Linked DNA regions of Homo sapiens: region 1 is linked to region 2. A link is a loop called in an ENCODE intact Hi-C map of the cell type or tissue named here. Cell type or tissue: heart right ventricle. All regions are shown on one strand. Links, peaks and the distances in the headings refer to the core of each region. The heading gives the core; the rest is flanking DNA.

What was found. A loop is a pair of places that touch in the nucleus more often than their neighbours do. Peaks named below come from ENCODE experiments on the same cell type or tissue, not always from the same donor. Only the 100,000 strongest peaks of a DNase experiment are listed, where the experiment ranks them.
Region 1: a loop joins it to region 2, with 2.0 times the contacts of the local background. A loop is called at or near these places in 26 of 110 quality-filtered maps.

What each region holds. Positions count from the first base shown.
Region 1 is chr15:48,629,118-48,642,010 of GRCh38, reverse strand. The region is part of intron 2 of FBN1 (fibrillin 1); the gene reads left to right. Among named protein-coding and RNA genes, the nearest start is that of FBN1, 10 kb to the left of the region's middle. In heart right ventricle, for the core only: no CTCF peak of the experiment used is centred there; no DNase peak of the experiment used is centred there; H3K27ac peaks cover 3,403 bases.
Region 2 is chr15:48,528,977-48,541,869 of GRCh38, reverse strand. It overlaps FBN1 (fibrillin 1), which reads left to right. Exons shown (of 66, transcript NM_000138.5): 7 at 4,062-4,259; 8 at 7,665-7,790. LOC124903488 (a long non-coding RNA gene) reads right to left here. Exons shown (of 3, transcript XR_007064628.1): 1 at 11,146-12,893; 2 at 10,779-10,875; 3 at 10,513-10,592. Among named protein-coding and RNA genes, the nearest start is that of FBN1, 110 kb to the left of the region's middle. RefSeq lists an enhancer at 10,938-12,137. In heart right ventricle, for the core only: no CTCF peak of the experiment used is centred there; no DNase peak of the experiment used is centred there; H3K27ac peaks cover 3,417 bases.

The sequences.
Region 1 (12,893 bases), core at 2,187-10,186, 100 kb before region 2:
CTTTCTTCTGCATACCTGTGTTTACATACACGTGTTTATATGTGGTATAAATTAGTAAAAATAGAATTGCTGGATCAAAGTCTTTCCCATAGATTTTAAGCAAACCCCAATTCTTATGTTAAATTTGAATAACATTTTAAATTTATTCCCTCTGCTTATTGCCGTTACAGTCTCATATGAATAAATCCTTTAACGGTGCCCTGCTGTATAAATCATCAGAAAAAGCAGTTATGTACTACATTTTTCCAGTTATTGCTTAAAATTTCTGTTTTTGTCTGTTAAAATATTACCGGCTTCAAAACTCACCTCTTTGACTACAGTGAAACCTGTTTACCATTCTGATTGGAGATGCACAGTTTATGAAGTGAAAGTGATTTGTAACCCCCGAGTCTGCCTGATGCCCAGTTGGTGGCAGCAACTTTCAGCACCTCACTAATCTTTCCTCTAGTTAAAAGGTACCTTAAACTCATCAGTATCTGCTGTGCACTGGTTCCTTCTCCCCAGCAAATACTGCCTTCTTGTTTTTCTCTGATGTGGCAGGTGACTACAAAATCCGCCTTGGTATTCTTCAAATGCATATATATTCCTTTCTTGTCAGCTCCCTCTCTTCCTAGATTAGAAAACTGCCTCATTTTCTGCTCACTGGATGTGCAGTCCCAGCTTGTCTTCCTCTCCTCCCCCCCTGTTGCAGGTGTTCTTTTTTTTTTTTATTCTCTCCCCACTGGGCAGCAAAAGTTGTTCCACAGTGGAAATTTAGGCATCCTCAAGTTTCTTCCCAGCTTCTGCTGTGTTTTCTTAGAGTAAATTGCCAATTTCTGTTTTTACAGGAAATCCTTTTTTAAAAATGGAATCAGTGTGGTCCCCATCTACTCTGCAAAAATTGCATTTTTCTCTATTTTCAAATGAGATTTGTTCAAGTTTCAAAACCACGTGAAATAATAAATGTATAGTAGTTTTCTTTTCCTTGGGCATTGCTTGATATGTGAAATGGGTTTATGAAAAATAATAAAATCATAACGCTATTTGTTTGACTTTCAATTCATGGGAATTTTTCTCAGCTAAACTCTAAATGGTGATTAGGCAAAAAGTGTGGGAGACAGTCCAAAAAAAAAAAACTCAACTGTACTTGAATAGCAATAGTTATGCACCATTTATTTATGATTGCCTTATTGCTTTAGCTCCCAAGTAAGGAAATATTACTGTTTCCTGTCAAAGGGGGAAAAGTTCTTCACAGTGAGATCTCCTTTCCCAAACCTTGGAGAAGATGGATTGAGACTTCTGCCCTTGTTGTGTGGTTTATAGGTACATGAGACCAGTTGTATTTGACACAATTTGTCCCCTTGTGTGTGATTCCTTTTGGTCTTTGTTTATTTGTTTATTTTTTTCCAGAGGTCTTGTTGCCAGAAAAATACACATGGAACAGTTCATACCCATGGTAGATTATGTGATGGCAAACTCCAAGGGATTAGTTATGTAGAAGTCTGTTATTAAAATAAAGAACTGTAATAGGGAATACAGAAAAAGTTCTGTAGACTTTATAAAGTCCATTTTACTTTATAAAGGGGACTTTAAGACTTCACCTGAAGTCAGATGGGCTAATAATTAAATATGGGGAAAGACTCCTGCAGGGGTATGGTTTACATTTATTGAAAAGATTAAGCTAAAATATTGGGACACAATTTTTTTTTAAAAAAGGATATAGTGTTCTTAAATAGAAGATTTCAGCAATTCCACACATGAAACAAGAAGGTAGAGACAAAATATTTATTTATGTGACTCATTTTGTAACATTGAAGACATAGAGGTTGTTTATAAAAATGTGTAAGTTGGTAATACAAATTAATTAAAACATACATCAGCCTATGGTGAAATGAGATGAGAGCTGATGGAAATGGAGTACAGACTTCCCTTCAACCTTATTTGGAATTTTAAAGAATATTAAAATGTTCCTTTATCGTCTTGTGTAGCATATACTTTAAAAATTATAGTATTATACTGATGACTCTAATCAAGCAAAATACTAAAAAATTATTAGAGTATTCATGTACCAGTTTGTTGGCTTTTTCTTCCAGTAAGCCAATCAGCCTAACCACTTTGGGAGTTTTAGCTTTATTTTCAATGTGAAAATAAGATTTTACAAATGTTTTCTTGAAAGAGAAATACATTCTTTTAACAATTTCTTTGTTTTTAAACATGAACCCAGCAAATGGGCCTGCTTAAGCAACTTAGAATTTTTTCCCATGAGATTCTTTGAAGAAACCGACATCAATAATATATCAGGCCTGAGTTATGTGGCCTAACTCAGGCACATGATAGTTTAGCGTTTCATGATTGTTCAAGTCGATTTTCTCATTAGATAGTTAAATCATTGAAGACAAGAATCCTATTATAAGCATTTTACCACTAACTCATCATTAAGTGGGGTTTCAGAAAGTTCATTAATTCAGGAAGTCTTGATTGAATGCTAGCTTGAGTTTAGTTCTGTGGAAGGCCAGAGACATATACCCCATAACCCTGGGGGTACTTCAGGAACCGTGAGTGCACAGAAGGACAGCGTCCCTGGAAAGGGGGTCTGGTATTAAGTCTAAACAAATACATAATAACAATTGCAGCCATGGTAGGTAACATTTAGGTAACATCTATATGTTACTAAGCACTATATGTTGCTAAGCACTGTTCTTACTGTTTTGCATATGATAATTCATTGAATCCTCATAGCCACTCTACAAGCTGGGTGCTTTCATAAGCTTCCCTTCACAGATGTGAGAGCCGAGGTATGCAGAGGTTAAGTTCTAAAGACAAAACTTAACGTTAACTTTTCTTTCTCCATTAATTTTAGTTATGGTTTTGGTTTTTCATTCCACCAGACAAAAATGCAGGCCCAAGACATTGGTAAAATTCCACTTAAAATTCCTAATATTCTTTCATGCTAGTTCACAAATCCTAAGTATGGTTAATCACACAGTATTATTTAGTCCAACAAGAAACTTTCTGCAAAGACATTAATAAAACAGAAAGAATCATAGGATGTTAGAGCCAGTGGGACTTTGGACAGCGTATTATATTTTAATATTAGACCTTGACTTGTGTGAGGGTGGTAGGTAACCATTGCAGGCAGCCTGCTGGGCGTTGTGTGGGCTTCTGAGCTGGAGGCATTGCTGTTTATGTTGTTCAGAACCCTCTTGCTGTCATGTCCCCTGTGAGAAATCTCTCTGAATAGGGTTGCAAGAAGTATTTCTCTTTCCAGTGGAAATTGGTATGTGTCTTAAATCACGACCAGTCATATGAGTTATTTAATTATTTCTTTTTCATTTTTTAACCTTGGTTGCCTGTAAACTCAGCCCAATTTTTTACATTAAATTGCAGCCATAATGGTAAAAAAAAAAAAAAAAAGCTCTGATGTATCACTTATGATTGTACTTTGCAAATACTAATTCCTTTAAAACATAAATCCTTTATGAGGAAAATTAAGCTTATTTATTCATTTAACAAATGAAGAAACAAGGGATGCAGAGTTTCAGTAATTACTCCAGGGACATAAACTAGTAAGTGGTAGAGTTGGAAAATCTAGCTTCATAGCTGGAGCTCTTAATCTTAATATTTTACTGCTTTACAGTTATAATAAATCTTGTAGCTGGTAAATTTTTTTCTTTCATACCTTTTATACCTTCGTTTCCCAAGAATCTTCTCCCACCATTGCTATGTGGAAAGACTCAACATTTATTGATGGCAGATGCTGTTACAAGCCAAGGGAAGCATCATTGTGGGAATGGGATTGATCAGAAGTGACTTTACAGTGAAAGTCTATTAGGGCTGGGCATGGTGGCTCATTCCTGTAATCCCAGTGCTTTGGGAGGCTGAGGCAGGAGGATCACTTGAGCCCAGAGGGTTGAGGCTGCAGTGAGCTATGATCATGCCACTGCACTCTAGCCTGGGCGACAGAACAAGATCCTGTCTTAAAAAAAAAAAAAAAGTTTATCAGTGGTCAACAAACTGAAGACCAAGCTCACTTTTTTTGAAAATAGAGTTTTATTGAAACAAATCCATGCCTGTTTATTTACTTATTATGTATGGCTGCTTTCTCCCTACAGCAGCAGAGTGGAGTAGTTGCAACAGAGACAGTATGGCCCATAAAACTGAAACATTTGCTCTTTGGTCCTTTACAGAAAAAGTTTAACAACCTCTGATCTACGTGATAAAAAGTGACTGTCTACTAGGAGTGAGAACTCCTTGAAGGCAGAGATCTTGCTTGTTTTATTTATCTCTAGGAACATCTAGGAACTGGGTATGCGGCACATGTTCAATAGAATAGTTTTTGATAGTTGAACTCTGAGCAATTTTGATGAGCTGATTAACTGGGTATGGTTAATTATATAGACTAGAGCTTGGAGTAAGTATAGCTGAGAAATAAAGGAAAGATGAGTGAAAAATACATCAAGGGAAAGGGATATGAAGTGTCTGAGGTCTTAGGACATTGACTGCAGTTGGGCAGGGTTGGCACGGCATGGTTCCAAGTGACATGGTTTGTAGTGCAGTCTATGAAACGAGTGCCCTCTGGAGCTGTGCAGTTTGCAACCTTGAGCAATCTTGTGAGCCCGTACATAGGTGGCAATGTTGTTAGGGAAAGGAGAGGGACTAGTGGAAATATAAATGTCACTGATGTTGTGAAAGGCAAGGACGGGGAGCTAGTAAAGGATTCTAAGATAGGAACATGATCAGATCTTTGCCACTGGGTAGAGGTGTGAAGGGTAGATGATTAGAGAGAAGAGAGACTAAAGACAGGGAGATTTGGATTTAGGAGGCTAATATAGGAGTCACAGTGAGAGTCCACGATGGTCTGAGCAAATTCAGTGAAAGGGGTGAAGAAAGAAGAGACTCAGGTGGTTCCAGAGTTAATGCAGACAGTACTTGACTAGTTGGTTGTGAAAGACAAAGGCGAGGAGGACCTAGAATGCTCCCACCTCCATATATATTCAAACTTACCATACACGAAGTCATTGTAGCACCATAAAGAGAAAATAAAGGGAAACGAGATCAGGCCTAGGCCCTCTACTACCATGAAACAAAGTATTTTCATTTGTGAGTGTTTGAGTTATTTTATTGCTACGTAACAAATTGCCCCAGACTTCGTGGCTTAAAACAACAATTTTATTCTTTCTCATGATTCTGTGGCTCAGGAATTTAGACAGGACACAGTGGGGAATCTTGTCTCTGCGCCCCACAATGTCAGTTGGGCTGGAACAGGCAGTATGACTTCTTCACATATGCATCTGGTTCTGTGACCAGGCACTGGCGCCTGCAGCCCTGTTTACTTGGGTGTGGTTTATCTAAATGGACCCACTGAGGAGGGGAATAAAGGAAGCAAAGAGCCACTTGTCTGGCTCTGCTGGGGGCCTTCCAAGTTTTAAAGCTGTCTCTCATGCAGTCTCCTGCCTGAACCTGCCCCCGGGATGGAGCCATTGAATGTGTTTTTTTTCAAATGGGGAGACTGAGCCCCAGATGCAGCGACTAGGCCTTGCTCAGAGTGAGTGTCTGTTGGGGCTGGATCTTGAACAACAGCCTCCTGACCCTGGTCACATGTGTTAATCCCACATATTGACCGTAGGCTAACTCGAAGGGCTGGGGGCTGGCTGGCTGGGGTCACATGGACTCATATGTCCTCGACATTGCCTGGCTTCCTTGATTCTCCTTTATATAGTCTCAGGTTGTCCCCTTTCTATACGTGGCCTCTCTACATGGTCTTTAGAGCAGCATAGCCAGACTTTTTCCATGGCAGTTCAGGATCTCTCAAGAGCACAAAAGTGGGAACTACCAGACTTTCTTCAAACTTAGCCTGGAATCGCATGACCTGGAATTCCATCCAAGTCATAGGCCTCATCCAGATTGAAGGGCATGGACTATTAAGACCTACCTTTGGATGTGAGGAGCATCATGTGTCTGCTGGGAGGGGAGAAAGTGGAGCCATCTTTGGAGACCAGCTACCACTGTGAGGCAATAGATCTTTGAGAAGGCTAATCAGATACTTTAAGTTTTAATTCTAACTTGATCAAGTTCAGTTGGCTTAGTTCTCTACTGAGGATGCCTCATTGTATTTTGCTGCTGTAACTTCAGAATGAAAAAGCTCCATAAATATTGTGTTTGCATGTTCTGTTAGATTCATGTTAGGGCATTGATCTTAGTTTGTCCACAGTTCTGCATTTAAAGAACTCACAACTGTCAGGAATAAAATGAAAGTTCCTAATGAAGCAGTATGTTTTGTTTTATTCAAATATGAGAATTTCAAAACATCTAACCATTTTCCATTTGCTTTTAAGAAAATCAGCTTTTAAGATTATACATGAAATAAATTTAATGGGCAATCACTCTAATTTATTAACTTTGGTATGTTTTAACTTTCTTCTGTATGGAATTTTATTTTCAATTTCTATTTATAGCCTCAAATGTATGTATCTGTTGGTGTAATCCACCTCAATTTTTTAAATTAGGGGTTATACTAATAAGTAAAAATAGGTTGCAGTTGCTAATAGAATTGGTGTTGTAATGAGCTGAACTGTACTATTTTTCTTATAAATGGAGTAGCCACATTATCAATAGAATAAAATTGGATTAGGAATATAGTCAAGTTTGCATTGTGGGTGTCTTATACTATATCAAATCCTAGATTTAAATTTCTTGTGACTACCACTTTTTCAACTTAAGTGACTTTTTTTTGGTTGAAGTTATCACTGACTCTATTTATTCAGCTCCCTCAGAGCGGAAGAGAGAAAGCAAAAATCCCTATCTCCACCATTCCCAGCCGGAGATGTATTCCAGACAGCAAGCAGGCTCAGAGTGGGAGAACTGCTCCATTAAACAAGTGGTTTAGTTCAACATTTTGAAGGATTATGAATTCCTAGACCATCAGTCATACTTACATTCAAATATAAGTATCCAAACACATCTAAGTCCAAATATAGTACAACCATTTTATGATGTTGGTGTTGGGAGACAGGATTTATGTCTGCCCTAAAGACACATTGTCTGCTGTCAAGTTTCATGGTTTTGAACTGAAGTATGGTAATATCTTTATTAATAAAGACAATGTATTCCAGAGGCAGGGTTTCATTTTGTGTGTGTGTGTGTGTGTGTGTGTGTGTGTGTGTGTGTGTGTGTGGTTTTTTTTTTTTTTTTTTGGTTTCTTCTTCTTCCTTTTCCGGTTCTGTTTCTCCTTCTTTGTTGCCATCTTTTCCTTTTCTTCTTTTTCTTCATCATCATTGTTTCATCTTCTTTTTGTAAGTAATTTCATAAGCTGTGCTGCAAATAAAATAGGGAGGATAGGAATATCAAATGAGAGTTAAAACCTTAAGAAAAGTAAACAAGGTCTAAGTAAAATACAAAATTTTTACCTGGGAACATTGGGGTGTTCAAAAAGCAAAACAGGGTTAAGGTTTTTGTTAGGGGAAGGAAGGAGAAAGCCTGAGGGAAGCAGGAGGAGAGAGCTGGGAGAAGGTTCTGGAGTGAAAGTCTTGCCAGCCAGTGGACCTAGGCTGGACAGAGCAGATGCTGGGTTTTGAAAGAGATTGATGACAACCCCTTCACTCCCGGCAGCATTGGGACCAGGCGACCTGTGGCCTTAATCAGCCTCTTTTAGGGGACAGAGAGCTTATGGAGGAGAGTCAGGACATAAAAGAAAGACACTTGGATGCCAGAAAAGATTCGTATGAAAACATTTAGAGGAATGCAGTGGAAAAGCAGGTTAATCCATTGTCTGGTATGCACCTGTGTATATGGTACTATGTAAAGTTTGATGCATCCTGCTTCTTGTAACTAATGGTTTATTGTGTATCATTTCCCCTGTTCATTCAGTGCTAATTTGTAAGATTGTGTAATCAGACCCTAATAGGTTTGGGCCTTTGATGAATAACTTTTAAAGGACCTTCTTATTTTTAAATGCTTTTATTTTTGCCATTGAAATTATGGCTTATATCTTCTTCCATAGCCAGACCATCCATCTTTAGAAAAATTCATATTATAAATTAGTTATAGTAGGACAGATTTTAGAAATGTATAAATACTGAAACTGAGGCCCAGAGAAGGTCCAGGAACAAGTGCTCAAGGTGCTTATTTTCCTCTCCGGTTCGTAGGTGTGGAAGCTGAGTCACGTGGTAGCGAGAGCTGACCTAAGAGGCGCGTTGTTGGGTAATAGATTGGGCCTCTTTGTGTTCACACCCTCAAGAGGTGGACTGGTATCTGCAAGTTCTCTGCTATACTTGAAATAACCAAACCTTATCAATCCTGTGGGCATGGGTGTTTTCTTTCTCTCATTTATTTGATCTTAGGCAGTGTGATTACTCTCTCAGCGGTCAGCCCTGAAGGGGTGATACTGTAGCAGAGTTTTAGATCCTCAGTACTACCCTGCTCTCAGTGGGAACCTCCACATTAGAAAGGATTGGGTGGGATGGGACTTTTTGAGGGAGGTAGTTGTCAATGAGGGTATCAGTCAGGTGGTTGGAAAAAGAGAAATAGTCTTCTCCGGGAATCGGAAGCATGACTCCTCCCCGCAACCCTCCACCACACACATACTCACACTTCTAATTGGCAGTCAAAGAGTCAAATGACCTGGGATCAACTAAGGCAGTTCTGGGTCTGTGATTAAGCTTGGTTTCTTGTTGTGTAACTTGCTGGCTCAGTTATCCAAACTATACATTAAGAGTTTATGTAATAAACATGCTAAAGAAAGAAAAAAATTCTTAAATTCTTGTGTTTTCCTCCATATCATCTCACCTAGTAATACTGTAAAACATCTGCCTACTCCAAGTGACAACTATGTTATGAGCATTAGCTGCGTTTGAATAGGACCCAATGCTTCATTTTCAGAATGAACACCCTGTCTTGGGCTTGTTGATATTATTATCTTTTTTTCCAATGATTCTAGGCAGAACTGCCATTTGGAATATCTTTCTCTCCCTTTCTGATGGGGTTAATGTCTGAGGAGATGTAGGCAAATGCTTTTCAGTGAAGGACTTGATGTGCAGCCTTTAAGTAGACAAATAGTTTTTTAATCTTTCATGGACTGCTGGTGCTTCACACCCCAGAGTTGAGGCCACTGACCTCAAGTTTGCAAATTTTATATCCCATTACCACCCTGTGAGCTCTGTGCTCCCCAGGGTCACATAGTCGGTGTTTTAGCTGGAATCTGAGAAAGTGCCTGAACATTTCCTGAAGAGTTGGCTAGGAATGTTTGGCAGTTTGGTCATAAAAACCCAGAGCTAGTGGCTGGGGTATATGTTATAATTACCTCACACTATTTCCTATTTGAGCCTGGCTGTGGGTAGTGGGGTATACTGGTATTGATTGTGGGACCATATTTTAAAGGACCAAGGAGTCATTTTCAATGATCACTAATAACCTTTGGCCACACTTTCAGGGAGGTTTGGAAGTGTGGAAATAGACATGCTTTGGGTCAAACCCTGGCTCCACCACCTTCTAGGAGGAAACCTCAGACGAGTGATTTGACCTCTCTGGGCCTCAGTTTCTTCACTTGTAAATGCGATTAAATTACTCATCTTTCTGTGTTGTCCTAAGATTTAATGGGATGGTACATTTCAAGTTCTTAGTACTATGCCTGACATGTTTAGCTATGATGATGAGAATGATTATAATGCTGTTACAGATAAGGAAAATGAGGCAGAGAGTCATCCAAAGAGGCTGTTTTTTATGGCTAAAGCAAAAATCTAGATAATCATACCTATCTGGATACCACAGTCTCCACTTTCTCATCATAGAAATGATTATATTAAGAAACAGGAGGCAAACCTGAATTTTAAAATGTTCAAAAGTGTAATTTTAATGGACTTACTATATCTGTGGAGATCTGGTTATACTTAAAGGCAGTTTGGGGATAAGTTTTTATTTTTAAATTTTCTCTTTCCCTAAATTGTGTTGTCTTCATTGGGAAACAAACTTACTAAATATTATTCCTTATTAATATGCACCCCCTCAACTCTTCCAAAAAAGTTTGCATTTTTTAACTGGCAGATCTGTCAAATAGGCCTTGCCTCTTTCCTGATTAGCACATTTTTTAAAAAGATACTTTGTGAAAAGAATTTAAATTTTAGTAAATGGAAAGACTGGGTTGAAAACCATTCTCTTTGGCAGCAGTGCAGAGATACCCTGGGAGTTAGAATTGTTTCATGGCAAGGTGGTGCGCTATTCTTGAAATGTGCTTTAATTGCCTCTGTTGGAGTAAGGATTTGGTTATAATTGGGTAGCCCAGATGACCACCTACAATTCTTAGCCACACTGCCTTTCAACACATAATCTCAGAGGTAAAGAGATAAGCCCTCTTTTCCAGATTGCTCATGTCAGATCTCGCGGAGAACTCCAGCACTGCCCCAGTCACACGCCCTTCACTGTCGCCAAAGAAATAGGACACTCCAGCTGGTCAGGACTGAGCCATGTGTTAGTCCTGCCTGAACCATGTGGAATGGGCTTAGGAAACGAAGAGTTTGGTTAGCAGAGAAGGGGAAGGGATACTGGATGGGCAAACACAACACATCTGCACTCACAGGGAGAAAGCTCCCTTTTCCATAGCGTCAGTATTCCCTCCACCCACTCTGTTATCACTGTCCTCTCTAGGTGCTTTGTGGGCAGGCCTTGCTTGCGTGATTGGGGACAGGCTGACTCAGATTGGCAGCCCCTGAGAAGAGCCACTTTCTAGTTGAGCGTTCCCTTCCTTTGGCTTCATGCCATGCAGCAACATAATGCTCATTTACTACAAAGAGATTCTTATTTGTTCTTCTTCTTCTGTGTCCTCTTTCTCTTGAGAAATTGAAAATCTTTTTATTTTTAAATTTTCTCTTAATGATTTCCATTTTGATTTTAATGAGAGTTGACTTTCGGAGAGGTCTTAAACTATTGAACATCCGTGAGAGTGGAACAAAACATACATTATCTTAATTTAGGCATAGCTTTCGTAGAGTTCCTATACGCTGCACCCTACATGCCAGCTCTGGTTAACTGATTGGCAGTAAACTCTAAGAAGTTGCGGTTGCTTCATATTCATTCACAGCCTATAAAAATAAGAGTAGAGTGTTTTAAATAAGGAACGATTTGAACAGATAATAGTTACTTTTCTATTTGCCATTGAAAATGTTCAAATTACTTAATGTCTCTCATCCCCGTGGGGTAAATCACACCATCACCAACAGAAAGTTTGTAAAAAAGTAAGAATATAAAATCAAACAAATGAATACCAGGTACTTTCTTTTCTTTTCTTTTCTTTTTTTTTTTTTTTTTTTGAGATGGAGTCTCACTCTGTCATCCAGGCTGGAGTGCAGTGGCACAATCTCGGCTCACTGCAAATACCGGGTATTTTCTGTGCTCTACCGACTTCCTGGGAAAAAAATAAACCTCAAATAAAATAAACTTTTCCTTTTAAAGTTTTGAAAACCTTTCAGGTATTTTACAAAGATAGGCAAACCACTTTTTCTCCTTTTGCTTGTAAGCAGTTCTAACTTAATCCAGACATTATTGAACTTTGACAGAAGACAGCAGGGTCTAATTTGACTGCAGACTGACTCATCTGCTCATTTGCATTTGGGACCTTCCTTGAAAATAGGTTGTTTGACACACATTCTCACACATTGAAAGGTCAGAAGACATACCAGGATTCTTTGCTAAATGATTTCCTCCCTCCATTTCATATTTCCCATGTCCATAAGAATTCTTCCACTTATGCACAGAAAAACCCAAATTTAACCTTTTTATGGACCTGATACACAAAAACCCCTTCCCCCAAAACACATCTTTTGTTAACTGATGGGTTTATGTTTGTCATAAAGAAAGATAAAATGTCTTTATGAAAATGAATCATGTCAAAAAGGACCTGTGATGCCCAAGGGGATCCATCCCCTGGACCGACATGTTAATTGTTTGCACAGGTGTAGTGAAGTCATTTGTTCTTGGATTCTTCATCTAGTGAACTGTAACCTTATTTAGTAGCTGGATACTTAGTAGGAACACTTTGGTTAGTTCTTGCCACTGATTTAACATGGTACACATGTTGGGATTGGACTGTTGTCTCTTAATGGGGGTCCCCTCCCTCTCAGGAATGTTGAGCTGCGTAACAGATAAAGGTGGTTCTTCAAGTGAACGAAAACAGAAAACAAAAGTGTGGCATGATGGCATGTAGGAGACTGTGGATATCAGGATGGACTAGGCCAGGTGCTGCTGCAAATTTGTGTTTTTTAAAAAGAATTTTATTTAACACAGATGTGGATAATTTCAAAACTAGCAAGAAGGATACAATGATGATCCAGCTTCAGCATTTATCAATTAATGGTCAATCTTGTTTTATCTACTTCTTCTCTCCCTCATTGCATTTATTTTGAAGTAAATCCTTGAAAAATCATTTTACTTTTAAATATTTCAATGTGTGTCCTAAAAGATAAGGGCCCTTTAAGAAACATAAACACAATAACATTATTCTGTTTACCATTAACACTAATTTTCTAATATTATCAAATATTCAGTGAATATTTAAAATTTCCTAATTGAGTCATAAATTTTATTTGTTTTTTTGCAGTTTATTCAAATCAGGATCCAAAAAAGTCCATATTTTGCAATTGGTTGATCTGTCTTAAATATTTTTGAATATGTAGATTGTCCCCCTGTCAGTTTTTCCTTGTAATTTATGTATTGAAGAAATTGGTTCCTGTCCTCTACACCAGTGCTTCTTAAGATGCCAGTCCACAAACTCCTGTTACTGGTCCATGATGAGATGAGAAGCCAGGGTGTAAATCCAAAATATGTCACTAAGCACACTATTTAGTTCAGCTGATATTTTATTTCTAGGGAGACTTTCTCGATGAAGGAAGCAGTGAGATGGTTTAGATTCTAGCTTAAACTCCTTA
Region 2 (12,893 bases), core at 3,035-11,034:
AAAGCATTTCTAATACTATATTTTAGTTGCATTAGGAATAATGATTTACACTGAAGCCAGGAATGAGTCAGACGTTACACAAGCTTTGAGTTAAGCACACTCCCTGTCTAATGCTGAGACTATCTGAAAAAAAAAAAAAAAAGAGTATGTAAATTTAGCTTAATATCATGTAAGTGCTATGGGAATAATTGTAAATAATTGGATTATTAGTAAGGAATTGGGAGTGTGGGCAGATTTCTTTCTGCGGTTGGAGTATTGGACTAAAAACAGCATAACCTTGGCAATCTAAATGAAGTACAGGACGAAAAGCACATGCCGCCAAATCGGAATGACATTTGAAAACCATGTTAATACAGCATTTACCTTCCAAGACATTTTTAGATCCAATTTTATTTCATCCAGATTATGCCTCTCCCTCTACAATCAGCAATTTTTGTTTAAAATATGGATCTACAAATACATTTATATCCACTTGCTAATCTGTACTGTCAAATAAGCCAGTTTGAATTTGTTTCCAAAATAACTTTGTCTATAGTGATAAATATCTAGCACAGAAATGTACTAAGTCCATAGTTTCTATTCTACATAAAGTATTCGCCAAATATATAGTATACTTAATAAATTGGATCCCTGTGGACTGTTGGGATGCCTAATATAGATTGTCAGAATTAACAACTACCATCTCGATTCTATGTATTTCATATTGAAATAAGAATAATACGTTATTGACCCTGGAAAAGTCTTAAGGGGTTTTTTTTTTTAATGAAGATCTTCCAATGAGAAATTCACATGTGAAGTTATGAATCAGTGGCAGACAGAACTGAATCAGATTTGTATTAGCATTTTGTAGAGTGTCTGGATTTTGCTGGTGTCACTCACAAAACACCATATTTGTATCTATCCTGAACCTTGGCAATCCTCATATATAAGATAATTCCATAGAGTATCTTGGCAAGAGGAGGTGGAAAAACAAATCCCAACAGTGTTGAAGAGAGGATTATAAATTAAAATTCATGTTGCGTTATGCTTTTTAAAAAGGATTGAATATGGCAAGCTAACCTGAATCTGTTTGATTAAAGCATTTGCACTTGTCTCAGTAAATTAACAGAAAGAAACAAGCCTAAATTCTCTTTCTTGTTACCTAACATGGAGAGTTTTATTTATTTTTTAAATAAAAGATTACACTGCTGTGATCTTTCTAGTCTCAGATGTAGGATATATATAGTCATAAAAATCTTGATGACTGTTTTTATCCTGAAAAGGATTCATTGTAATGTACACTGAATGCTATGTGTAATAATGAAGAATTAGAGGCAATTTAAATGATAGACAGTAAGAAAATTACTGAACACATTCTGTTATAACTTGATGGAAAATTATGCAGCAATTAAAATCATATTGTAGAATAGCATTTATTACATGGGAAAAAGCTTTGGCAATGTTAAGTGAAGAAAATCCAGCAGGATTCAAAAGTATATTTTTAGTATAATCCTTATTTTATGATTAAAAAAATAAAACACACACATGCATACACACAAAATCTTACGTACGATAATATAATCAATACGTTATCAAGGGTTTCTTTAGGTGTAATTACATTTGTTTATATGCTACTGCCTTTTCTCAATTGTCTAAAGTAATTACTTAATTTTGAATTAAAATACATAATAAAATATTGAAATAGAAAGGAAAGACCAAACAGCAAAGATGTATTTATTAAATCCCTATAGGTATTTGTTTGGGAGAATTGAGCCAAAAAAATAAAGATGACTTTGGTATTTCACTTTGTCCACATAGTTCCTGCATTTTAAAGAGATTTTGTTCCAAATTACTGCAGTGCTGAGTGACTTTTTCTTCATCGAAAGAACGAAATGAGGGCTGAGATTTATTCAACAGCTCAGTATTTAATACTTGTTTATATTTTTGTTTGAATTCAGTATCTGTGGAAGAAGATAGCAGGTTTTGAATAAATCTGGCATACAATGTAAAATATTAAACTATACCTACAGCTTGACTATATAAAACTAAAAAAACAGTAGAGTAAGAAATGCATAAACAAAGTAAAAAAAAAAAGACAAATGATAAACAGAGAAAGTGTCAGGAGACAGGGCTGGAAAGGTGGGTGGGGCTATATCATGCAGAGAAGAGGGACACAGAGGTCTTAGGCTTGTCTTTTGGCATGGTGAGTCTGGTTGCATGTAGATATCACTCACACAATTTTTGACCTGTTTGCATATCACCTGTACTAGTATTTAATATTTTTAAAAAATTGAATTAAAAGGTTTTTCAATTCATCATCCTCATAGCAGACATAACTGTGAAATCATGAGTCTGATATATTTATGCTGTTTCATAATACACATTAAAATTAATATGTGACTACTAAAATCTAAAATTATCTTGCATCCTGTGAGTGGGACATAACACTGGCATGGAGGGAGGGAGCTGGGGAACTGGGGACTCGGCATTTGGACCATCCTGTCTGTCTCTCCAGTGCTGCCATAGCTTGGATATGGTAGTCTTCTTTACATATATGACTGGCATGGAGTTTTGTTTTTGGAATTCTTCAGAAGGTTGATCTTACAGCATGGGCATCAGAGCAGTGCTGTTTCTGCAACACCATTGAACAGAGGTGGTTCATTGCAGATAGCAGAGGAGAGGGAGGAAGAGCACGTAGTGATGGGGAGCAGATGGAGTTGAAATTCCAAGGGAGGGGTTGGAGTGGAGATGCAAGAAAAAGAAAGCAAGAGAGAACACACAGGATAGAGGGATGCCAGCAGATAAGATTCAGCTATTGCCAAAACATTGTTACGATCCAGAATGTTGACTCTTGCTGGTACTGTAATGAAAAGTTGTCCTTTTTTCCTTAGTAAATAGCATGTCTGCGATGTCCTATGAGCTACTTAAAGAAAGAAGAAAATAATGAAAGCATCCCAGTAGTTTCATTAGCACAGCCAGTGATTTTCATAAAACTGTTGCGTTCACAGGTGAAAGGAACTTACTGGGGTCATTGAGTCCATTTTTAGACTCACAGGGATCACTGCACCTAAACACTTCTGAAAATGACCTGGAAGCATGCAAATGTTGGTTTGTGGATAGAAGCCCATGAGTCTTACCCCAGCCCAGCCTCCCTTGTCTGTCAAGGTCATTGTAGAACCACGGAAATGGATATTATGGCCCTGATTTCTCTCACAAGGGGACAACCTGGGTTTGGTCCTCTGTGCTCACTACGTCTTTATCTTTCTTATTTGTTGTTGGCTCTCTCTCTGTAGGAAAAAAAAAAAAGAGGCAGATCTTATAGCTGGTGGTAGACTGCTCTGATTGGAAATTCTCTTGTGGACTTAGCTTATCCCTGTTTTGCTTTAAGATGGTCCTTTTGCCTAGGGGTTACAATGATTTCAGACCAGTGTCCTCACTCTTTATATTAAAACCTAATGTGTTTTGCATGGACAAAATTTTAAATTCTTGTTTGTTGGTTTGCTTGTTTTGTATTTGAAATAAGATGACCCCAACTCAAAAGAAACAGATAACCATTTCTTTTATTGAAGGAACTCCCAGGAAGAAGGTGCCATGACTTGCCTCACTGCAAGCTTCAAAATTCTTTGCTTTCTCAGCCCTAAATAACAATAGACTGGAAGCTCTGTGAGGTCAGGGATTTGGCCTCTTTTAGTCACTGAAGCATCTGTATCAGGCATAGGAGCTGATTCAGTGTAGGCACTGATATATTTTCTTAAGTAATGAGTGGATAATAATATTACCATGTTACATTTGTATAGCAATTCACAGTTGTAAAGAGTTTTCCATTAGCTCGCCTGATCCTCACAATGCCGTTTTCAAAGTGGGTAACAACTGATGTTTTCATCCCTATTTTGTAGGTTAGGAAATCGGGTTCAGAAGTAGAATGGTCTATCCAAGGCCTTACACAGGGACAGTGATGCATGATTCTGTCCCTGAAATTCATTTCTCAATTTGGAGTCAAGCAAGATGGAGCACAGCTGTTCCTCTGCATGATGGTTCCTGCTTTTCTGGATTTTCATCAGATTTTTATTCTTTATTTTCAGATTACAGGACAGGCCCATGTTTTACTGTGATCAGCAACCAGATGTGCCAGGGACAACTCAGCGGGATTGTCTGCACAAAAACGCTCTGCTGTGCCACAGTCGGCCGAGCCTGGGGCCACCCCTGTGAGATGTGTCCTGCCCAGCCTCACCCCTGCCGCCGTGGCTTCATTCCAAATATCCGCACGGGAGCTTGTCAAGGTAAACCCGGGCTGATGGAATTATTAATGGATTAATCTTATTTGCTCTGGAGAGCCATTCTCCAATGAAGTTGAAGAGAATGGAAAAGTAGTGTCAGCTACATAACTTCACAATTTCGCTGACTGCATGATATCCAACTAAGGCATTAGGAACGTGGCTCTCGAGAGAGCAGCTGAAGTCTTACTGAATGTTTTCTTGCCAACCATTCCCCCTTTCTGACCCCAGAGGTGTTTGTATGTACCTCTGACTCCAGGGGTGGTGTGATTCTGTTTACAGCGATGCAGTGCATTATGGCAGTGCTGTGTAGAAACACAAAGCAAGGTTTGTGAACAAGGTAGTTTATGTTTTTCTTAATTTTTTTTCTTCATTTGAAACTGTTGAGTTCCTCTCTCATGGGTTGTGCTTAATTGACCTGAAGAAAATTGTTTCTCTCGACATTTTGCATGCTACATTTTGCATTTTTTTACAAGTCCAAAATAAATTAGGATTTGTTTCACAGTTTTAAATATCCCCAGATGTCGCCTGCTAGCTGCTTCTCCTGCCTCCCGTAGAAGCCCTTACTCTGTTTTTGGCTTTTACTCCTGTTCTTCCAGCTGTACAAATTCTTTTATTGTCTGGATGTCTGGCAGGAAACAGGAGGAAGTGAACAGAGGCAGCTCCACACTAAACTGATGGGATTGAAAACTCTCAGCCTGTATCTGTTTCCTTTAGACAGCCTCAGGACTTTTTATAGCAAGTTGCAATATTTTCAGAAACTTCAGGATATGCTTTTCTGAGGCAAATAGATAATACTTTGGCGTTGTTTTGTATGTTAATTCTAAGGGTAATGTGCAATAAAACAGAACTTGAGCTTAGTCACACAGTTTTGTGGGTCTCCATTACATTCCACTTCAATAAATTCCACTTCTGATATTGTCATTCCTGGCCTTCAGCTCCCATGTACAACATACAGCTCCTTTGGATGCCCTTAAATGTATCCCTCTGAATGTCAGGAGAAGAAATAAGTCACCTTGAAACTCTAAAATTATCAAGGGATGGATTGTAGTATTTTACAAAAGTTTAGTTGTTTTTTGGTGCCTTCTTATTTTTCCCGTTTTTAGAAAATCCCAGTGAGTTTTGAAGAATTTGTTCATCTTGGGATTACAAAGTTAGCTAATACCCATGAACTTGTTGACAGTGACCAGAGAGCTAGACTTTTAACTGCCTCAGCTGCCCATCAGTGACCCATTGTCAGAGGTTAGGGTGCTAATGGAATTGGGGGGGTGGGGATAATGAACTGCCTTCTCTTTAGCTTTGCTATTCGTTTCATAAATCTGGATCTTTCCAGCATTTGCTTCCTGTTTCTTTCTAACTCTGCTATTCAACATCCAAGAAAAAAAATGTTTTTTATAAGAAAAGTTTTGAAAACCCATTGAATCACAATGGCAGTTATATTGCTATTTTGAGAGTGAAATTCTTCATGTTTGGTTGTTGTTGTTGTTGTTGTTGTTGTTTTTTCTAAGAGATTCTGCCACCAGGTTGTGGCTCTTGCTCCTTGCTGGTGTTTCCAGTCCTTGGGTCAGATGTGAGGGGCTGTGGGCAAATGGGTTCATAAAGGAGCTTATTCTGTCTTCAGACCTGGAGTATACAGCCAGTGGAGAATTGCCTTGTCTATATTTTCTGTTGGCCAGAAATCATGATCAACAAGACAGCTAGTTCTGCCTATATGTAAAAATCTTGATTTTCAAAAACATTTTAAAAAATACATTCAACACATCAAGAGAATGGAAAATTCTGGTCTAAGACAAAACTGAAATTGGCTAGAAAACATAATTTAATGATTTTCCACATATAATCATGTATCTGTGGGTTAAGATATTTCATTTAAAACAGTAAGTGATACTTTTATAATAAACTAAATTGTTGTTTCTTTAATATCCCTTTTACTGCATGCTGACTTTTCTCAAGAACACAGGTTGAGATCTTATAAACAGCAATCACTTTTTTCTTTACTCAATGAAGAGTGAAACTAAAGAGCACATTAAGCTTCCAGGTTTCAAAAAGAATACATTAGACTGTTTGCTTGGGGATTCTTTATTAAATCAGACTTTTCTGTTATGAACAAAGAGATGGAGAGAATGTACATGTACTTTATAATCTTTATAACAAAAGTAGTGAGCCTGAAATGATTAATTTTGCTCCTGGAAGGTTAATATTTGGGCTTACACATAAGAACCCAAGTTAGTCCTTAGGTGCTGGTTATACAACAGTGAAGAAAATGGACAAAGTCCCTGCTTTCTGGAAGCTTATATTGAAGACATTTTGAAGACATTCAATTTATTAAATAAAACAAACAGGCATGTATTAGGTCAGTGGGTGGTTAGTCCTGTGGAAAAAAATAAACAGGGAAGGAAGGATGATTAGAGCCAGCAGCCAGGTGTTGCTGTTGGACTGTCAAGGGAAGGGCTCGTGGCTAAAGTGGCATTGGAGCACAGACCTGGAGGATGAGACATCGTGGGCCATGCAGCTCTCTGGAGGAAGACTATTCCGGGCAGAGGGGCAGCCTTACAGAGCTCTGTGGCAGGTGCATCCTTGGCATATTTGAGGAATCCAGTGTGGTGGGAGAGATAGGAGGGTGGAAAATGGGTAAAAGATCAGAGAAGTCATGTCGAACTCCCCAGGACATAGTACACACTTGCACGTTGAGCTGGGGAAAGACATGATCTCACTGACATTTACAAAAGTGGCTTCTGGTGGCCACTGTGCCAGCAAGGTAAGTCTGCAGCTGAAACTACACACTCACTCACCTAACAATCTCTCTCACTTCTTGGCCTAATTTTCTGAGTTGTTTAATTTTTACTGTGCAAGGCACTTCTCCAGAATGTGAAGTGAACATTTCCACTTCATTTGCGCAAAAACATTAGCTGTCTCGTGTAGTCTGAGTGACCTTCAATAAATTCCGTTTTAACTAAATCACTCAGTACAACTCTTAAAGGTAGTTTCATTGTAGAAATGTATTGCATTTTGATTTGCAAGATTTTTTGAATAACTCTGATTATTACTACCAATCTGGAGATAAAAATGAGGCCGTGAATAATGGCCTTTTAAACGTATCTTTATACTTTGCTGCATATGTGCTAAAACCCGCAAAAGTTAATGCACTCTCCTCTACATTAGGAAACATGGAAGGTGGGAAAACAAAAAATACTTGTGACTTCTTATGGAACATTATTAATCAAACGATGTATTTTACATAATGCAATTGTGAGAAACAGTTTCTCTAATCATATTCCAAATATTGTGATGGACAAATAACTCACCGATATAAATATGGTAACATAATTGTGGACAAATTATCACATTTTATTCTGCAATGAATTTCATATGAGTTTTTTTTTTTTCTCTCTGTCTTCTGTAATCTGACAGATGTGGATGAATGCCAGGCCATCCCCGGGCTCTGTCAGGGAGGAAATTGCATTAATACTGTTGGGTCTTTTGAGTGCAAATGCCCTGCTGGACACAAACTTAATGAAGTGTCACAAAAATGTGAAGGTAAGAAATCTTATGCTTTGCAGTTGGGGGGTGTAGTGGGGGCAGGCAAAACTCAACATTAGAAACAAGCTTGTTTGCAAATTATTCCTAAATCCTTCTGTCTTTGTCATCCCTGTGAATGTGTAAATATAATATTTTTAACAGTAATAATATGCCTTTGTGCTATTGGACCAGAAAAACCCTGTAGCTTTTTCCACTTTTATAGACCCAAAACAAGAGGTCCATCTGAATCAAATTAAATATTAAAAACATGAAATATTTTTGAACCAACATTTGGTTTAAAATGTTCAACACACATGTTTTTGCATAGTTCTAGAGACATGAATTTAAATTTGGTCATTAGATATCATTCAGAATAATATATCTTCCGAAGTTTTTCTAGTTAAAAGGTATGTTTGATTTTGTGTGTGGGGAGGCAGATTGATCTATTAACCCTTATATTTATGCTCCTAGTACATGCTCATGATTTTCTTTTCTGGGGGATGGTAATTGCCTATCAAATGAAAAGCTTTTAATGTTAGTCAAACAGAAAAGTAATTTGAGATAATTTTTATATTTACATTTAGTTTATAGATTGAACTTCTACAAATATATATACAGAGGATGTGTTTATAGTCACCACTACTGCTACTGCTCTTTGCCGAAATGAGGCCTGACTTCCAATTACAGTCATAATTTCTTCGTGAGAGGGGAGCATCTAGAAAATATGTAGGCAGCATTGGACTCTCTTTTCTTTGATGAGTGCATGTAACTTATATATAGTAATGTCCAACAATAGTGTAACAGCATTCTCAGGGCTACATCTCTCATCAAGATCAGAAGAGAAAACTTTTTCCTTCATCCTCAACTCACCCCACCTTGAGGTTTCACTTAGATGGATGCATTTTTATTGAAAACAGATGCTGTTATATTTATGCCCCTAGACTCTAACAGTGAGTACATTCTAAGTTATTTGTCTGGGCTGGATAATTAACCTTGTCAGTTGCCACTGTATATCAGATGAGCAAAAGACAGCTTTAAATTTAAGGTGCAATTCATAAGTTACATGTAAGACATTTAATATCTACTTGCCCTGAAACTGAATAATCTAACTCTGATAGAACTATCTTTATGAGTTGGAATTGTTTTTAGGTTATAAATCATCATTGAATTTATAATTGATACTGCATTCTTGAACATGTTATACATAGTTATTCGGGGTAGTTGTGAAAAAATAGTTCTTTCTAAAGACTTCTTAAAAAAACATTTTAAGTTTCAAAGAACAATAAAGTTGACTCTTGATAGGCCAATGTATTTTAGAAGTTGTACTGTAGATCTAAATTTGAAGCAGAGAATGTTGGCACTGAAAGGGGCAAAGAACTCAGCTATTTCCACACTCTACATTATATATTAAGGAATGGTGTCTTGGGTGTATTAAGTACCCTGTCTGAGGCCATTCAGACAAGACTGCTCAAATTTACCTCTTTAACTCACACTCTGGTGCTTGCTGAGCCATATTACATTGTCCTCTTTCCTAGATGAAAGTTATTATTCTGGAATAGATTTTCGGGCCATATACACACACACACACACATACACATATATATATACACACACACACACATATACACACACACATATCTTTATATAGACACACATATATCTATATACACACACACATATATATATGACATTAACTTAACAAGCCATTAAAGTTTATCACATGCAAAACCTACATCAACGATAGGTTGTGTTTTATCTTTTAGGCTTTCTCAGTTTAATATATTCAGCTTCAGAATATATAATCAGCTTCAAGATTGAGGGGAGTATAGTCCTTATGACTTGTCCAGTCTGTGTTTTGTTTTCTGAAATTATGATGGCTTCCAGCCTGAGTAGAATTGATTTTGTCTCTTGCTTTTCATTCAGACAAGTCAATTAACAGGAATGGTCTATGGATGTGGACTAGACAGAAGATTCTAATTTAATGCTCAGACTGAAAGAAAAATCATTCGAATCTTTTTATTGATGCTAAGAAACCTATTATGGTGGTGTATCCAGTGGACCAAAAACTCAGTCTATTACTTAATCCTTTTCCACACACAAAAATTTTCCAGCTACATGTGAAAGTCAGCAGCAAGATAAAAACAGACTATTTTGGCTAGATTTTTTTTTCCTTTGCCATCTACTATTACATTAATTTAGATAATGGTTTTTTCCTTCTTTTCCTTCTAGTATCAATGCAAAATTGATACTAGAGGAGAATGTCCTGTTAGTGCTATACATTCTCTGGCCTGGAGACTGGTGTGAACAGGGTTGACCTGTCTTACTCTGGTAAGAAAGTAATCAGGAAGTACCCTGAGAGCTCTTGGCAAGCCGGGTTCACTTTTTCGACGTCCTTGCTCTTTTCCGGTTACAGTGTCTCACTGTGGAAATGGCATAACTCTGGGCATCGGCTGGTGTCTAGATGGCCAATAGAGGGAACCCAGGAAGTCTGGCCCGTAATCACTGAATATGTTCCCTAGAAAGATGATGAGTATAACCATGGGGTTCTGTGCCCTTGTGAAAATGTCCTGGTACCTTTGCCATTGCTTTGAGTGGCTTTTTAAAGGTAGCTTCCTTTAGACTTGGAGGGGAAGGAATTGAGTACTTTTCATAGAATTTTTTCAAGAAAAACCAATTCCATCAAATTGGCTTTAGCAAATTCACAAGATGCTAACCCTCACGCTCTCAGATCTGAGAATGCCATTATTCGAGTTGCTTTCCATGAGATCTTCCTCTTGCAGAATTCTCACTTCCTTCCTAAAATGTCCCTCTTTCCAAAAACTAAAAAAAAAAGAAATGTTACGGAAAAGTGTTTTATAAATACATATAATTGGAGGACATTTTGAAATGTAAATTAACAAGTTGAAGGGATTTAAATAACAATTATTAAATTTTCATACATTTAAGAAGGAAAAGATTGAGATTTATAGCTGTGATTTGAGAAAAAAGGAAAGAGTTCATGCCCACCTTCTTTGTTGATCTTTCCAATGACTGTAGAGTACGCATGCTGAAAGAACACATGAACATTTTTCTTTGGAAACCAAGTCCATATTTGCATAGGTTACTATGGGAGGAAATTAAGAAATAAAAAGCGTAATTAAGGGATTAAGTTTTATTTCTGGAAGAAGTCCGTTGGATTCCTAATTAACCACTAATATTTTGGGATTTAGATTATCGCCAGCCCAGCCTTTAGCAATTATAATAGCACTGCATGATGCACAGGACCTTTTTAAAAGTGTAGCTTTTAAATCCATGCACTCCATAATATGTGAGCCAAAAACCTCAGGACTTCCCCTTTCCAAAATAATAGCATATTTATCTCATGGCTACTTACTGTTAGGGGCTCTTATCCTCTCAGGAGCTAAGGAGAATTCCCGGGGCGGCTTAACCCACTACCATAGATGGGGCTCCATCCTCTTTCAGCTGTTTGCAGGCCCTAGACTTTCACTGTTCAAGGTAACTGGCTCTCTCTATACAATTAGTTGAAAAAAAAAAAAATCTCTGCGGTGAAGGTCAAAGAGCCCTGGAAATAAGGCAGGCCTGGCTCCCGTCCTTGATGCCCCGTGGTCAAGTCCCTAATGCTTTGTGTGATCTTAGATAAGTCAATTACCATCTCTGAGTTACTTCAGCTTTCAAATGAGGGGGTTGAACAAGATGCTATGTGGGGGTTCTTTCCAGTTCCAGAATTCAGACTCCATTTTCAAGTTGTGATCGGGCGGCGGATGCAGCATGAATAAGAATTCAGACTCCATTTTCAAGTTGTGATCAGGCGGCGGATGCAGCATGGATAAGAATTCAGACTCCATTTTCAAGTTGTGATCAGGCGGCGGATGCAGCATGGATAAGAATTCAGACTCCATTTTCAAGTTGTGATGAGGCGGCGGATGCAGCATGGATAAGAATTCAGACTCCATTTTCAAGTTGTGATGCGGCGGATGCAGCATGGATAAGAATTCAGACTCCATTTTCAAGTTGTGATCGGGCGGCGGATGCAGCATGGATAAGAATTCAGACTCCATTTTCAAGTTGTGATCGGGCGGCGGATGCAGCATGGATAAGAATTCAGACTCCATTTTCAAGTTGTGATCGGGCGGCGGATGCAGCATGGATAAGAATTCAGACTCCATTTTCAAGTTGTGATCGGGCGGCGGATGCAGCATGGATAAGAATTCAGACTCCATTTTCAAGTTGTGATCGGGCGGCGGATGCAGCATGGATAAAAGCTGGCGTACGTGATGTGACTATAAAATAGTATGGCTGACGTTTTTGTCAACATGAAGAGTCAGCTTGTTTAGTTTTTAGTGATACATTTTACACTGGGTTGAGTTTGTACAATCAAAGTTAAGCTCACAGGCTCAGTGGCATTCATGATCATTAGTGTGTCACATGTTACTTTTAAACAGCTGCCACAGTTTTTAGTTTTTTTCTCTCATTGTATTAGTATCTAGGCAGTCAGGATCAGGTTAACTGTCAGGATCAGGTTTCTCTTGTCAAGTCCACAATCTTGGATGGAGCTTCTAGATAGCCAAGTAATAGATGGTGATGCCTGTCCCAGAACAGACACCAAGCTCCATCCATCTGCCCTCCACACTCTTTCCTCCCATTCTGCCAGAGGAGCCCTAGGATGAAGGGGCTTAGGCATGGGAAGAATGCTCTGGGAGAACAGATGAGACTGAAGGATGGGAAGGAGCAGAAACAAAGGACAGGTGGCGAATAAGGAAGGAAGAGATCTGCCATTTGTGACTCTTCTTAAGGTCACAGCAAGAAGCCAGTGGGGTCATGGACAGCTACCATGGGACAGCTACTCCCCAGCAGCTCTGCCTCCTTTTCTGCCTCAAGGAAGCAGGGAGAAATGTCCAGAGCACGGAAATAGCTCTTCCCAGCCAAGCACCACTCCCCAGCAAGCGTCCCCACCTGGTTTGCTTTCATGGCTGGCATTTGACACAGCCTGATTTATAGAAACTGAGAAAGTGACCGTTCTCAAATTCCCTCTTAACTTGGGATGCCTCAAATTCAATTAAAAGGAGATGAACACAGAGTGGGAAGAACTTGGAGAAATAATAAATTCATATGAATGAGTTT